Regions from separate parts of the Homo sapiens genome. Here region 2 is linked to region 1. Evidence: chromatin loops called from intact Hi-C (ENCODE). Cell type or tissue: upper lobe of right lung. All regions are shown on one strand. Each heading gives the region's core, and the rest is flanking DNA. Links, peaks and the distances in the headings are about the cores only.

Region 1 (8,187 bases), core at 1,528-6,527:
TGTTGTCATAAGACTAGTATGTGTCCTCAGGTAGAGAATAATTATTATCTTCAGTGAACAAGAAAACCACCTAAAATTATAACAAATTCAAGCAAATCCTCTTGATTACAAAATACAGCCTATAATTCAGATGTGGCTGTATATGGCTGCAAAATGATATGTTATTAGGGGCTCAGAATAGCAGCAGGGATTTTTCATCTTGGGCCGTATACACCATGGAGGCATGCTCTGGGCCACGGACATCGCCTCGCCAGCCTGCTGCAGGAACTGAGCTGGAAGATATTTAATCCTGAACTATAATAGAATTCAGTGCTCATTATTCAAGAGCAGGCGTGGGTTCTGGCCCATGGTAATTATTAAAATCATGTTTATGCCAAGTAATGCAATGAACGTCACCTACTTTTGACCCACTGTGCACAGAAGGTGGGGGAGGCAATGTTTTACATCTTATCAATTGGATTTAGGACGTGTTGCACGGTGGTGGGGGCGTGAGGTCTGACTGTGGTGATGAGGGACGTGGCAGTGCAGGAATGGCTGTTGGATGGCCCACCCTGCTCACAGCCAAGGGATCAGCTCCCTCATTTCCTGCGTGGGAGACATGGGGAGGCAGGGGTGTAGCAGGGGCTGCTGTTGGCTACAAGATGAGGCCCTGACTTCCTGGCCTGGATCCACCACCCCTTCTGCCGGGCCCATCTTGCATTTGGTCAGTAGTGACAACTATTGCTGGTGCCCCGGTTTCACATGATAAAGGGTGCGGGTCTAGGGGTGGGAGGCACCGGAGAGCTCATCAGAGGCCAGCGAGATGCTCTTTAGGCTGCAGGAGAAGGAAAGTGTGCTGGCTGCTGGCAGGCACAGCTCACCACCTCCCTCTGGCCTATGGACATGGGGATGGGCCATGTTACCAGGAAGGACCCAAATGTCCCTGGACCTTGCCCCATCTGCTCTCTCAGAGTCCCTGTTCTCTCACATCTTATCTAGGTGTTTCTGGGAGAACTCCCAGGGTGTCCCACCCTCAAGAGAGCCAGCCACAGCATCCTATGTTTTAAATGCTGAGAATTGTGCTACACAGCTCGTCTCTGGGGGCTGCCGGAGCTGTGGCCCTGCAATCTCGGGGTGCCCAGCCTGGTCTCAGCTCTGTGCTTTGCAAACACACGGAGGAGACACCTATGCTTCTGTCCTCATCGCACTTGACGCTTTGGCTTTGGCCTCGCTACCCTCCTCTGGCCATCCTCTAGGAAGAGTTGTCCCACTCAACCCTCTCCCCTCCCATAAGTCTCACACAGCACCACCCACCCAGCCTGAGGGAGGGCCTTGCTTTGGAAGTCACAGGGAGAGCAGTGAATGTGGTTCCCCGAGACCACCCGGCCCTTCTTTCTTCCTCCTTTGCATTCACTGACATTCAAAGCCAGCCTGGCCTGGACTCTGTGCTTCTTGGGCTCCCAGGAAGCCCGTCTCTCCTCAGTCCCCGCTTTGTCCCGCCCCGATGCACAGGCCCTCACCGCAGGACTCAGGTGCAGTCTGGGGGCTACACCTGCCATCTCCCATGCCTCCTCTGGGGCTCATCAGCTTGTGCACGAGGGTGGCCCCTGGGAGGAAGTCCGCTCCCTGCAAGCAGAGCTCTGTGTACACGGACCAGGGGCTGGACCCCAGGTGGCCCAGGAGAGGGTGAGGGCTGAACCTTCTCAGTGTCCTGGGGTTTGGGTAACTGTTGGAATCTTCCCTCAGAATGGAGAGGATCCTCCAAGTCCCAGAAGGCAGCGCTTGGTGCTGTGAACGGTTGTTCTCATTACTTGAGGCAATGGCGTATCTTGATAAGTGCAAATAGATTTTATTTTTTTCCAGCAGAAAGTCTGTTATTCCAAATTTCTTAAACTTTGTTCACTGTTCTGTTTCAGTTCCTCTGTCAGTGTCTTTGCAGGAAGAGTTTGACTCTGTGGGTAATCTATGGGCTGATGAATACAACAGATTGAGGACTGCGTGGTAGAAAGAGAAAATTTGTGCCATTGACTTGTTGGGAAGCAGAAGACGAGATCTGAAGATATAATTAAAATGTAGATTGAGAGCACATTCTCAACTTACAATGCTGAAGATAAGATTTAGCATAGACGGTGCCCTGGGAGGGGGCAGAGATTGCTGCTCTTGCAGCCTCAGTCCCCATGGTGCTCGGGTGGGTGCTGGAAGCCAGGCTTCTGCAGAAAGGAGACCGGGGGGCAGTGCTCACTGCTGACCCTAATGGCACCTCATTCATAGTCACTGAAGCCACATCAGAATCATGTGCTGTGGGTCCAATCTCATCCAGTTCCCCAAGAAGAATCATTAGCCCTTGGGGACTGGATTTAACCATGGCCTCTACCGCTCACTAGCAGCACCCCCGGCTCCCATCTGTGAGAAGGGGTGACAGGCAGGGGCCCGTGGGACCACTCCCATGTGACCTCGGTGGCAAATCCCAAGACAAGCTTGGCTTCCGATGCCACTACTTCCTCCTCTCAGCCCTGGCCGTTGTCGGCATCCCGACAAGCAAGGATGGCTGGCGGCATCCTCCTCTTTCCTCCTATCCCCTTCGCAACATCGTTTCTGTGATGAAGAAAGCTAAGGAAGACCCAGCAGCCCTGTGACACCTTCACCTTGGGCTTCTGGCCTCTGGGACTGGGAGAGAACAAATTCCTGTTGTCAAAGCTTCCCAGGTTGTGTTATTTTGTCATGACTGCCCAAGCCGACTCATACTCCATCTCAGATGTGGTTTTGTCATCCTGGCAGTGGCCTGCCTTGAATAAATGACATGCGTGGGGCAGCCCGAGCAGGTTGAACGCAGGTCCAGGGTCCAGGCCTTCCAGCGCTAACACCAGGTGCTCACCAGCAAGCCTAGATGCTCAGCGCTCCCAGGAGTGCCCTGTACCTTACTCAGCTTCCTGCGCAGCTGTGCCAGGTGAGTCTCACTGCAGAGGGCCTTTCCCCTCTCTCCCCTCCCACATCTGCTTCCTGCGCTCCCGAGGCCCAGGAGACCCTGTTTCCGCTGTTCCCACTAAGCAGGCACTAAGGGGTGAGTTGACCCGGAAGTTTATTCTTTCGCTTCTGTTTTTGGTTTTTTGAGACGGAATTTCACTCTTGTTACCCAGGCTGGAGTGCAGTGGTGTGATCTCGGCTCACTGCAACCTCTGTCTCTCAGGTTCAAGTGATTCTCCTGCCTCAGCCTTCCAAGTAGCTGGGATTACAGGCGTGTGCCACCAGGCCCAGATGATTTTCTTCGCATTTAGTACAGACGGAGTTTCACCATGTTGGTCAGACTGGTCTCGAACTCCTGACCTCAGGTGATCCACACGCCTCAGCCTCCCAAAGTGCTGGGATTACAGGTGTGAGCCACCGTGCCCAGCCCTGAAGTTTATTCTTAAGTGGATTCTCTCTTTCATAGGAAACTTTCAGTGGAAAAAAATAAAAGAAAACAAAAAGATGATGCTAATTATAGAAATCAGATTTAAAAAAGAACTAATATACCAGAGCTTGTTGCTAATCAGTAAAAAGTTCAAAAATAGATAAATATTATATATTCCATCAAAAATTTACAATTAATTACCATTTTAGTATATCATTGAAGTTGTCAACGAATTTGATTACTATTCTCAATTATAGACTTCGCAAATTACCCCCCCCTTTCTCAAAAGCTCAAGTGACATTTCTAATTGCTGATCTAAGACTCTGCTTCCCAGAATAGATAGAGAAGACAAAAATAAGTGTGGGAGATAATGAAATTTCATCACACAATGTTGAGCAAATCATCACAGGCAGCAGCAGGCAGGGCCGCTGGTCAGCCTCACCGCCCTGCCCAGGTCACCTGCTGCGAAGGGTCGCCCGACCCAGCCCTCTCCCCTCCCATGAGTCTCAGGGCAGCGCCACCCACCCCGAGGGAGGGCCTTGCTTTGGAGGTCACAGGGAGGGCAGTGAATGTGGTTCCCCGAGAGCACCCGGCATTTCTTGCTTCCTCCTTTGCACTCACTGACTTCTGCTCCTGAAAAGCCGACTGGCCCAGGCAAGCTCCCCCACTGGGGAGTATCTTCTCAGCCTTGAATTTCAGGCTTCTGGGTGCCCACCTGCCACCAGCCCCAGGGAAAAAGGAGTCCTCCCTCATCCCAGACTGCTTCTGGGCCCATTCCCAGAAAACCCTCTCCACCCTGTGGAGTCCTGTCTCTTTCCTGTCTGGGGAGGGTCTGGCTTCCTCTCTGCTTCCCCAGCTCCAGGCTCCAGGCTCCGCACATCACAGGCCCCCGCTAAACACCCAAGGGCGAGTAGGCCCCAGGAAGAGGCAGAGTGGCCCACTGGGAGAGTGAGGGTACCTGACCCTGAATCCTGGCTTCTCCACTTCCCACCGGAGCTCCCCAGCCCAGTCTATTCATCTGTGACATGGGACAGGAACAATGAGACATTCCTCAGAGCTTGGGTGTGTGCATTAAGAAAACACACGCGTGGCTTGGCCCCGGCACCCAGCCCAGGACTAGCACTCAAGCAAGAGGAGCTTTGGAAATGACAGAAAGCCTTGGGGAGAGAGTTCCACCATCATGCTCATGTGTGAAGACACTCAGATGTGATGGCAGCACAGCCACCTGTTTGAGTGTCTCTGTCCCCAGGGCTGGAGGGCCAGGATGTCTTTCTCGGGGGTGGAGTTAGCAACCCGCCGACCAGAGCCTGGGCCCGGCCTCTGAAGCCGGCTCTCTGTTCTTCCCATGTTCCTCCCACCTCTCCCTGTGTGCCACGAGAAGTCCTCTGAAGCAGATTCTGCAGCGCTGGTGGGGGCAGCCGCAATGCTGGGGTCCTTTCCCTGGCCATGTGGTCAGAGTAGGGCAGAGGGCTTTTCCCAGGCCTGCCTCCTCCTTGGCCTGCCGATCCCAGGGCTTCCCTCTGCTGGCGATGCTCCAGCACAGCCCCCTCCTGAGCCAAGAGCCCCCCAGGTCCCAGCACCTTCCAGCCCTCTGCTCCTGGATGGCTCCTCAGACTCAGTGTGTGGGCAGAGCACCTGGCCCCTCTTCTTCCCCGCACCCTCTCCCCACCCCTCTCCCGAGTTCTGTGGCTGGGCCCTGGGTCTGCAGCACAGGATGGAACACAGCGACCCCCACAGGTGCCACTTTAGGACCCAAGACTCCTTCACTGTCTCCTCTGTCACCCTCTGCACCCAGTCACTCACCAAGCCCTGTGCATTGTGACCCCATAAGACTGTTGAATCCGCCCACCGTGTCTTCTTTCTCAGGGTCCCAAGATGGTTTGTGGTCTTGCCGTGTCTCTGCTGGGCATATTCCTTAGTCACTGACAGACCTGCCTGCCATGGCTGTCTGTGGTCAGAGCTGTTGGCGTTGTCTACACTCCGAAAGGCCACCTGAGGCCCAGAGAGCTCCAGGGCTTTCTGAAGGACACAGCTGCTGAACGACAGAGCTGCGCACAGAAGCTTGTCCCCACAGCTGCTGCTTCTGTGGCTGGCTGACCTCACAGCTGGGACGTGGGCAGCACCGACACCACCCTCATGTGGGTGTGGACAACACTGCCCAGGCCAGGGCAAGGCATGCTGGGAAGGAAGGCTGTCAGACTGGAGGCAAATCCTGGTGCCAAGGGAGGTGTGGCTGTCGGTTGTAGGGCAGAGCATCATGGGAAGGAAGACTGTTGTTGGCTGTGGGGCAGAGCATCATGGGAGGGCAGACTGTTGTTGGTTCTGGGAAACAGCATCATGGGAGGGCGAACTGTTGTCAGCTGTTGGGCAGGGCATCATGAGAAGGGAGGCTCTTGTCAGGCTGTAGGGCAGGTCATCATGGGAAGGAAGACTGTTGTCAGGCTGTACAGCATAGCATCACAGGAAAGAGGGCTGTTATCAGATTGTAGAGCAGAGCATCACGGGATGCTTCCTTCATCATGGGAGGGGAGATTGTTGTTGGTTCTAGGGAAGAGCATCATGGGAGGGCAGACTGTTGTTGGCTGTTGGGCAGAACATCATGGGAAGGCAGACTGTTGTTGGTTTTAAAGAAGAGTATCATGGGAGGGCAGAATGTTGTTTGTTCTAGGGCAGAGCATCATGGGAGGGCAGGCTGCTGTTGGTTCTAAAGAAGAGTATCATGGGAGGGAAGAATCTTGTTTGTTCTAGGGCAGAGCATCATGGGACGGCCGACTGTTGCTGGTTCTAGGGAAAAGCATCATGGGAAGCAGACTGTTGGTGGCTGTTGGGCAGAGCAGCATAAGAAAGTAAGGCTGTTGTTGGCTGTTGGGCAGAGCATCATTGGAAGGAAGGCTCTTGTTAGCCTGTAGGGCAGAACGTCATGGGAAGGAAGACTGTTGTCAGACTGTAAAGCAGAGCATCATGAGAGAGAGGGCTGTTGTCAGATTGTAGAGCAGAACATCATGGGAGGATAGACTTGTTGGCTGTCGGGCAGAGCATCACGGGAAGGGAGGCTGCTGTCAGGCTGTAAAGCAGAGCATCATGGGAAGGGAGGCTGCTGTCAGGCTGTAGAGAGAACATCATGGGAAGGCAGGCTGTTGTCAGGCTGTAGAGAGAACATCATGGGAAGGCAGGCTGTTGTCAGGCTGTAGGGCAGAACACAGTTGTCTGGGCTGTATGGTGTCTGTAGAAGAGCTGGGAATGGAGGATGCAAATACATGGGGTGTTTATTTGCTGACCATGGAGTTTGGGGTTAAAAAGAATCCTTCTGCCTGAGCTGAATCTTCAATGAAGTGTCCCTGATTTGATTATCTTTAAAAGTGCATTTCCTTTATAATTTAGCTGTCTCAGATGTTGGGAGTCCTGTGAGACTTCCCTTGGCCAGCCCAGCACTGGCTCTGCCATTCTCTTCCTGGCCATATTGGGCGAGTGATCCAGTCTCTGTAGATATTGGCTTTCAATACCCTGTAAAATGAGGGCTTTGCTGTACACCTAATTCAGCTCCATATTATTCACTGAATCCATGGATTTGTCCATACCCATTTCTTTACATGGTCATGAAGCACTTCCTGAGTACCCCATATCCGTCTATGTTCCTGTTCAGTGGTACTGAGGTTAGGGAACACGCTGACTTTCTCAGCATCAGTATGCCATGGTCCAGTGGTTGGATTATTCAGATAGAGAAAATCCCTGCTCGCATCGGAAAGCAAGGCTAGCAGACGTGCAGGTAGATGGAACACTCAGGGGGAAGCTACTAATGACAGCACTGATGATGGGCTGGGCCTTGATCCATATTGTTTCATTAAATCCCAGAAGTGACCCTGTGTTGGCCTTGTGACCCCAATCTTTCAGTGAGGAAATATAGGTGTAGAGAGGTTAAGTGGATTCTTGGAACAGTGAGTGTGGAGGCTGGGTTCCAGTCAGGGCTGAGAAAGTCCTGCCCTCACGTCATTTCACGATGTGCGTGTTGTACCCACTCTGTCTGATATGGAAGCTCTGCTGTAGGGGGCTTGGCAGAGATCTCTGGCCATGAAGACCTCACTTTCTCGATGGCTGGCAGGAACAGGGTAGAGAAGGCCGAGCTGAGGAAGGAATGGATGGCAGAAGAGAATGGCTCTCATTGTCCTCTGTGTTGTGGGCAGTGCTCTGGGCTTGGGGTGTAGGCACATTGCTCAGTTAAGGGGGCTGAAGACCTACTGTGCTCCAGGGACAGGCCTAGGTGTGACGAGGTCTCCTACAGCCCCTCCATCGGGTAGGACAGCATGGGACACCGAGACAGTGACCCAGGGCCCCTTGTTCTGTGCGTCCTGGTGCCTTAGCTGGGTCAGTGGTGGGCTCCACAGAGAAGCACAGAGCTCACAGTTGCCGATGGCAGAATCACAGAATCGAGACCACTCCTCACCAGGGTAAGAAGGAATGGGTGTATCCAGAGACAAGTAGACACGGCAGCGTCTGATCTTTTATGACTCAGCCTGGGTCAGCTCTTTCATTAAAAATTAGAATTCCTGCTTCATCATTTTCGTGGCTCTGACTCACATGTGATGAGAGGTTTCCATGATCACCCATAAATTTCAATGCTCATTTAAGGGAAAAAAAATAGTTGTGGGAATTTATGATGAATAGGGTAAATTTTTAGGAGCCAGCATTGGGCTGTCAGAGGCCCAGAAGGTCTCCATCCCTGGAGGGGGTTGGGGGGTCTGAGAGAAGCCTCACCTCCCTACCTGTCACTCCTGCAGCTAGAGCCACCCACCAGCTCTCTGGGGCCGCTGGTCAGCACA
Region 2 (8,187 bases), core at 1,148-6,147, 450 kb before region 1:
TCCCCCAGGGTCCCTCGGTTGTACCCAGGGGATGGGTGTCGAAGCCTGAGGAGGCTACCTCTCTGCTTCTATTATGGACTGAGTGCGTCCCCCAAATTCACATGTTGAAACCCTATCCACCAAGGCATGGAATAGGGAGCTGGGTCTGTTATGGACTGAGTGTCCCCCACATTTAAATGTTGAAACCCTACCCACCGAGGACATGGTATAGGGAGCTGGGCCTTTGGGAGGTGACAGGTCGTGAGGGTGGGTCCCCCACGCGTGGGATTCATGCCTGTCTCAGTCGGTTCGGGCGATTATAACAACATATCCCGGGCTGGGGAACTTAAGTGATAAACATTTATTTCTTACCGTTCTGGAGCCTCAGAAGTCCAAGATCAGGGTGCCAGCGTATCACAGTTCTTCAGAGAACCAGGGCCAGTGGGGCGTGTATAGAGATGTATAGAAGGAGATTTATCATAAGGAATTGGCTCACACAATTATGCAGAGTCTGACCTCTGCAAGTTGGAGAATCAGAAAAGGCGTGGGCCAGGAGCGCCAATGCTGAGCAGAAGACAGAGAGGAGGATTCTCCCTGCCTCTACCTTTGTGTTCTACTGGGGCCCTCAGAGCCTTGGAGGGTACCTGCCTACACGGGGGAAGGTGGGTCTTCACCCAGTCTATGGATTTAACTGCTAATCGTTTCCAGAAACAGCCTCACAGATACACCCAGAAATAATGTCTTACCAGCTGTCTGGGCACCCCGTGGCTAAGCCAGGTTGACACACAAAAGTGATCATCACAACCAGCACGTGGGTTCAGGTGAAAGTCCTCTTTTGGTTGCACGCAGATGATTTTCAGCCATCAAAGCCAGCGCGTGGGTTCAGGTGAAAGTCCTCTTTTGGTTGCACACAGCTGATTTCACCTTTGGTTGTTGCATTGTGAAAATGAGCAAGAGTTCTTTCTGGAGTCCCTTTGCTGAGGGCGCTAATCCCGTTTACACTGGAGGTTAGGATTTCAGCACCACAGAAATTTGGGGGTGACACGGCTCAGGGCTGCAGGCCAGGCCCCGGAAGCAGGGAGGAGGCTTGGTGGGAGCGTTTAGGAGCGCTGTTATCTCACGTGCTCGGCAGACTTTTGGAGGATGAGAGGCTGTCCCATCGTTGGGGGGAAGGCACTTCGTGGGTGGTCCTTTTCAGTGCGTGGCTCTCCGTGTGGCGCCACTCTGCAGACCCTCCAGAAAGCACCTGCCCAGCGGGAGGCTCCGCAGAAGGTGCCTCTGCTGTGAGGAGGCCAGAAACTCCCAGCACCGCGGTAGGGACGTCGTTGAATTGAACCTTTCTAGATGAGGCTGGTCCCTCAGCAAAAAGGTCCCATTTCAGCACAGTAGGTTTCCTTTTCCCATTTGGAAGCCTGAGATCAGAGGACTTGTGACAGAATAATTCCTGTGATGGAAAGTAGCATCTTCCTGACAGTGGGTCTGCCGGCACGGACGGGGCCCCCAGGACCGGGACTTCTGAAAAGTGAAGGCGGCCGGACAATACGGGCAGTGGCCACAGTGCACGGACACTGTGCTGCGTGCTTTCAAGACGCAGTGAAGTGCAGTGCGAGAGAGGCCCTGAGCCACGGTGCCAGCGATGGGCATGGACCCAGGGTGCACCCAGGCAGCAGGCCTGACCCGCAGCTCCGTGTCACACCTGGAAACGCCGTGAAGGGGCCAGAGGAGGCTGTCTGTGGCCCAAGCCCTTGTGGGCTCTCAGTTTCCCTCCATTTCCACCTCCTCCCCTCCCGAGACCCTGGCATTCACCCCAGCTCTCCACAGCAGGACACACAAAATCCGCTCTTGCCTTGTATACTCCAGCCAGAAAGTGACACAGGTCCTGCTCCTCATGGCCCATCAGTGGGATCAGTCAAAAGGCTCCCCTGCCACTCCCCAGCAATGTTCCTGTCCACACAGCCTGCCACTCCCCAGCAACGTTCCCCAACCAGCCCTGAGACCTCCTCCTGGCAGTCCCAGGGCACCTCCGCCCACCAAGCCCAAACAGGAGCTGGGCCTCTTCCTCCCGTGTATTCTGCACTCCATCCACATGGGCTTGGGCCACGGGCAGGCTCCTCTGGCCCCTTCACGGCGTTTCCAGGTGTGACACGGAGCTGCGGGTCAGGCCTGCTGCCTGGGTGCACCCTGGGTCCACGCCCATCGCCGGCACCGTGGCTCAAGGCCTCTCTCGCACTGGCCTTCACAGCGTCTTGAAAGCACGCAGCACAGTGTCCTTGCACTGTGGCCACTGCCCGTATTGTCCGGCCGCCTTCACTTTTCAGAAGTCCCGGTCCTGGGGGCCCCGTCCGTGCCGGCAGACCCACTGTCAGGAAGATGCTACTTTCCATCACAGGAATTATTCTGTCACAAGTCCTCTGATCTCAGGCTTCCAAATGGGAAAAGGAAACCTATTGTGCTGAAATGGGATCTTTTTGCTGAGGGACCAGCCTCATCTAGAAAGGTTCAATTCAACGACGTCCCTACCGCGGTGCTGGGAGTTTCTGGCCTCCTCACAGCAGAGGCACCTTCTGCGGAGCCTCCCGCTGGGCAGGTGCTTTCTGGAGGGTCTGCAGAGTGGTGCCACACGGAGAGCCACGCACTGAAAAGGACCACCCACGAAGTGCCTTCCCCCCAACGGTGGGACAGCCTCTCATCCTCCAAAGGTCTGCCGAGCACGTGAGATAACAGCGCTCCTAAACGCTCCCACCAAGCCTCCTCCCTGCTTCCAGGGCCTGGCCTGCAGCCCTGAGCCGTATCACCCCCAACCCAAGGCACCGGGGCAGTGCCCACCAAGGCTACCAGACGGAATCCCCACCTGGGATAATGGGTGAGGAATGTCCTCTGGGTCCTCCTTCTTCCTGAGGGAAAGGAGACCTGGATCAGTGGTTTTTTATCTGGAGATTGGGGATCCTGGGGAGCCCAGGAAAGTAGGCCGTGGGTCTCCACAGTCTCCTCCCACAACCTACAAGAGCACTTGGAAACCGAAGCTTTGGCCACGAGCAGAGGGCACAGGCACCAGCGCTGGGCGGTTTGCATGGGATTCTATTGCTCAGGGCTGGGTGTTTTGGGGGGATTCTATCAGCTCAGGGCTGGGTGTTTTGGGGGGATTCTATCAGCTCAGGGCTGGGTGTTTTGGGGGGATTCTATCAGCTCCAGCGCTGGGTGGTTTGCATGGAATTCCGTCAGCTCAGGGCTGGGTGTTTTGGGGGGATTCTGTCGGCTCAGAGCTGGGTGTTTTGGGGGGATTCTATCAGCTCAGGGCTGGGTGTTTTGGGGGGATTCTATCGGCTCAGGGCTGGGTGTTTTGGGGGGATTCTGTCGGCTCGGAGCTGGGTGTTTTGGGGGGATTCTATCAGCTCAGGGCTGGGTGTTTTGGGGGGATTCTATCGGCTCAGGGCTGGGTGTTTTGGGGGAATTCCATCAGCTCAGCGCTGCTGCACCAGGTTTGTCGGACTCTGCAGAGGGTGCGGCTCGGAGCTAGGTACATCTCCTCAGTAGACAAAAATTGAAGTTAATCATTACTAAATAATTCACGGAGGCTGTGTGGGTTTTTCTGTTTGTTAGTTCTGCTTTTGGTTTTTAAAATGGAGCCTGTGAGTAGAGACAACCACCCCACTGTGTCTACCTGGTGTGTAGCATGGGTGCCCATGGGGTCTGTGTGGCCTGTGGCGTGGGTATCAATATCCCCACAGACATTGACAGAAACTGCATCAGGAAAAGCAGTGCCTCCTCCAAGGTCCCACAGCTGCTACTTAGTGGAAGGTGGCCTCGAATACAGGCCCAGTTTCACCCAGAAGAGTAAACATCCCCACTGGTTTGCCTCAGGTCACACCTTGTGTGATGTGGGTTCGCCACAGCAGACACCTTCAGCTTGTATGGTAGCAAGTATTTGACTTATGCCACTGAATTAGGAAAACAGGTGGCAAGTGTGCTGTCCTCCAGGGCAGGTGACGCCCCTCTGGTCTGGGGCCAGTGCCCTCCCCGGTGTGGGCAGCAGCCGGGTGGTTCTCTCGATAGCACAGAGAGGGCTCGGCGGGGCCAGCAGAGAGAACTGGTGGAGGAACGCGTCTCCCTACGACGCACTTTATTAACTGGACGCTTGCTTCGTGCCAGCATGGAGGAGCACTTTTCGGGGAAGCAGAGGCGAGTTCATCGGGAAAGGAGAGCATTATCGGCGTAAAGGTCTTCTGTGGAGGACTAGTTAGTGGCAGGGCACTCAGCTCTTCCAGGAACAGCACGAGATTGCAGCTTGAAAAATGGCCACCGAGGAATGGGTGGTCCACTTAGGCCTCTGCGGAGCCGGGCACAATATTAATGACATCATTAACTTCACTGTGAATTTCCATACCCGGTAGGCCCTTGTGCACACTTATTAATACGGCTCCACTCGAGAAGGCCTCTGGGTGTTCCGTGTGCAGAATAACAATCGCTCAGGTGGCCAGGACGGGGTGCATGTCCAGGTGGAAGACACTGGACGGATGGAGCCGCCACTCCTGGGCAGGGCACCTGGCCGGGAGGAGACCCCGAGAGGCAGGCCCTGCTCTGGAAGCGTTTCCATTCCTCATGCCCACAGCAAGGCAGTGGACGGGAGCCAGCGCAGATCCGGGGCCTGAGAGGTGCCATGGGTTCGTCGGCCTCTGCCCCGTGACCGTGAGCAAGTGGGCATGTACCTCAGTTTCCCCTTAGCGTACGAGGAGTACAGGGTTATCCTGAGGTTCAAGGCTGCAGCCACAGCCTCGTCACACACCACTCACTCATGCCGGGAGCTACCACTGGGTGATTTAATGCTGGACACCCTGATGACCCTGTAGGGTAGGGAGGAAATTATTTTTCTTTTACAGTTAGGGAAACAGAGGCACGGGAAGATAAAGCCACTCACCCACAGAGACACAAGCATGGAACAGGGGACAAGATTCAAGCTTCCAGTGCAGAGTCACTGTCTGTGTCCCCCAGTGCCACACTGCACCATCTCCATGTATCAAGATGGGAACGTTTCCCAGAAAGTAAAACTCCAGCACTGGTGCCCCCCATAACCCAGGAGCCCACAGACAGTGGCCGGGAGCAGGTGCCCACCCAGGATGTCAGTGGCCCTGGGCAGGTCATCCAGCTTCTCTAAGCCCCAGGTTCCTTGTTTGTCAAGCACGGAGGGTGGTCCAGCTGCTGCTACAGGGTTCCTTCGGGAGGCAATGAGGTGAGGTCCATCCCCGGAAAGCACTCTGGGCACGCTCAACACTGAGGGCCCCTTTCACAAGGTGGCTGTAGGCGGGGCCACAGGACGAGAAGGCGGCCAGGCTGTGCTTGGGTGTGTTGATGATTCCGCACAGGTGGAGGGTGGATGTCCCCAGGCAGTGGCAAGGACTTGGGAGAGAAATTCATGTCCCAGATCAGGGGAGCCCCAACCAGGGGAGCCCCAACCAGAGGAGCCCAGCTTCGGGGCAGCACAGGGCTGTGCAGCCTCTGGAGCTGTGTGCCATCGTGGACCCTGTACCCAGAGCCTACCAGAGTAGGAGAGACCCCGGAAGCTCCCTAGGCACCCGGGGGGACTCTCATCCGATGATCCCTGTTTCTGAGAGCTTGGCCATTCACACATGGCGCCTGGCCCCTGGAGGTGCAGGCGTTGACGATGTCTGGGTCCTGTCTGGGCCACCTGGTGCTGCTCTGAGAGCCAAGACCCCTTCCACTGTGGGGCCCTTTGCTGTCCTCCAACGGGAGCCCCTCAGAAGGAACAGGCTTCATCGCGAGGGGAGACGGTGCACTGTGGAAGGCTAACTGATTCTAATGCTTTTCAGAACATGAAGGATTAAAATTCTAACACTGCCTGTAAAAAACCACGCGCCTCCAGTAGAAAATAACATCTCACAATTTCCATCTCAGGCCGAGGATGGTGCATTATAGGAAATGATACAAATTGAATTAATTTTCATTCTCATTACAGGGATGGGGTTACAAGCTGCCGTTCTTCTGGACACGGGGTCCTTGGGAGTCAAAGCGGCCCCAGCACAGAACTGTTTTCTCCCAGGACCCTGACGTCCATCTTGCAGGAGATCTGGGGGTGGGGGGCACCCAGGGAGGGGCAGAGCGGGTGGCAGGAACAAACCCACAGGGGGTCAAGGGGAGCGCCTGGCCTGGGACCCTGTTACCTGCAGACTGCTGGTAGAACTGGCTTCCCTGCGGGCCCAGCACAGGAGGGTGTAGGGATGGCCCTGGACCATCCGTCTGCAGACACAGACATGCAAGATGGACCTGCTGTTTCACTCCACTGACTGGAAGAGAAGATGAAGCACCAGCCCCAACCCAGCCATCACAAAAGTACCCCCAAGAGCTTGAAGGTTTGAACTGTGCTTGGGCAGGGGTGGAGGCCTCTGGGGCCTTGGAAGTTTGAATATCCCTTCTGTCACCTCTGGAGGCCCACATGTCACCAGGCCAGCCTAGACTCCACCATCAGCCGGTGGGGGGAGTGGACCACTTGCAGGGGATGGCCCAGCCCAGACTGGCTTCTGTTCCCCGTGGGCCCAGCAGGGCATCGGCTGTCCCCTGTTATCAGAGGAGGGTCAAAGCCAGGCAGGGCCCTCATGTCCCGGGGCGGCGTCTTCTGTCTGTGGAGCCTCCAAGGTCAGGAGGCTGGAGCCATCCTCTCCTCACCCAAAGTGGCCAGGACCCCAGGCAGCCCTGTGGGGCAGAAGCCGGGCAGGGCAGGTAATGGAGGGCCACGGCTGAGCCGGGAAAGCATCCTGAAGCCTTGCCTCAGACCCGGGAGCCCTGCTCCGGAGAAGGAGTCAGTGAGACTTGTTATACACGGTGACAGAGGCTGTTCAGGTCCTTCCTGATGGTACAGGGACCTGGTGATTTTCACCTTCTGCCTTTCGTGCTGGGGAAGAGGCTACAGGTTTGCTCTGGCCGAGGTGCGTCCACAGGCCTGAGAGTGCAACCACTGGAAGGCAGTGGAAGGCGCGGAGTGTGAAGGAACAGGCATCTGCAGGGGACTCTGGCTTCACCTGTGGGACTAATTTTTTTTAAATGCTGTTTATTGTTTGATTTGAAGCCAGCGCTGGTGGACGTGGGGTGCCAGCTCCTGAACACCTTCCAGCGGAGAGCGTCAGACCCAGATGGCGGCGGAGGAAGCTTTGGGGTTGACAAGCCCCTGCATGAAGTCGAAGGACTGTCCCCCCTCTCCCCGGGACAGCAGCCAAAGTGGCGTCTCCTCTTCTCCCGGGAGCCGCCGTGGGAGGCCGGCGCTGTCCTGGATGCAGCAGGCGGGGTGCAGGGGTCGTGCCGCTGCTGCCAGGACCTTTTGTGGCAGCATCGATTGCTCAGAGAGCGACCACACTTGGCTGCGGCCCAGGCAGCGTCTTAGGAAGGCATGTTCATTACATCAGATGGCCTCCTGCTCTGGGGAACCTTCCTCCTCCCCATCAGCCTCCACATCTTTTTGAAGCCAGTGGGAAAGGCTGAGGCTCCCTGGCTGACTCACACACTGGCTACAACGGAAATGAAATGAGAGGTTGCCCTGTGTGAGAACACCAGGATGCCGGCCTCACCCTTCGCCCCTCAGAGTTCCCACCACGCTCACCCCCTGCAATTTCAGTTCCTGGCTCCCATTCTCCCATAACGCTTCCCATAACGGATTATTTCAGTGTCTGCTCAAGCGTCCCCTCCAATCCCCTGCCCCGCACATCCTTTACCTGCTTTTCTCCAGTGCTTATATCTGCCACTGTCTCCAATAATGGTGTCCCATTCCCCCTCGCTCTGCCCCGACCCCCTCTGCTCCTGCCATGTCCCCCCTTGCCCTCCACCCCATCACCTCCCACCCCTGCCCTGTCCCCACATGCCCTCCACCCCCTGCCCACTGCCTCATGCCCTCTGCTCTCCACCCCATCCCCCCCGCCCTCGACCCCATCCCCCCTCTGTCCTCGACCCATCACCCCCTGCCCTCCGCCCCATCCCCACTCTGCCCTCCACCCCATTGCCCACTGCCCTTCACCCCATCACCCCTCTCTGCCCTTCACCCCATCGCCCCTTTCTGCCCTTCACTCACCCCTGCCCTCCACCATCCTCCCTCCTCCCTCACCCTCACCGTTTTCACTGACTTTGGATCCCACAGTTCCTCCTGAGCCTCACTCCCACACACTCACCCTCAAACACCCGGGTGCTGGAACCGGGCCTGTGTGTCTG

Evidence for each region. A loop is a pair of places that touch in the nucleus more often than their neighbours do. Peaks named below come from ENCODE experiments on the same cell type or tissue, not always from the same donor. Only the 100,000 strongest peaks of a DNase experiment are listed, where the experiment ranks them.
Region 2: it touches region 1 in a loop (5-fold over the local background); 1 of 110 quality-filtered maps calls a loop at or near these places.

Annotation. Positions count from the first base shown.
Region 1 is chr22:48,446,326-48,454,512 of GRCh38, reverse strand. No RefSeq gene overlaps it. Among named protein-coding and RNA genes, the nearest start is that of TAFA5, 39 kb to the left of the region's middle. RefSeq lists an enhancer at 7,603-8,187. In upper lobe of right lung, for the core only: no CTCF peak of the experiment used is centred there; a DNase peak (open chromatin) is centred at 3,892.
Region 2 is chr22:48,896,104-48,904,290 of GRCh38, reverse strand. LINC01310 (long intergenic non-protein coding RNA 1310) reads right to left here. Exons shown (of 7, transcript NR_038944.1): 6 at 8,148-8,187; 7 at 5,905-7,493. Among named protein-coding and RNA genes, the nearest start is that of LINC01310, 33 kb to the right of the region's middle. RefSeq lists an enhancer at 1,335-1,835. In upper lobe of right lung, for the core only: no CTCF peak of the experiment used is centred there; a DNase peak (open chromatin) is centred at 4,060.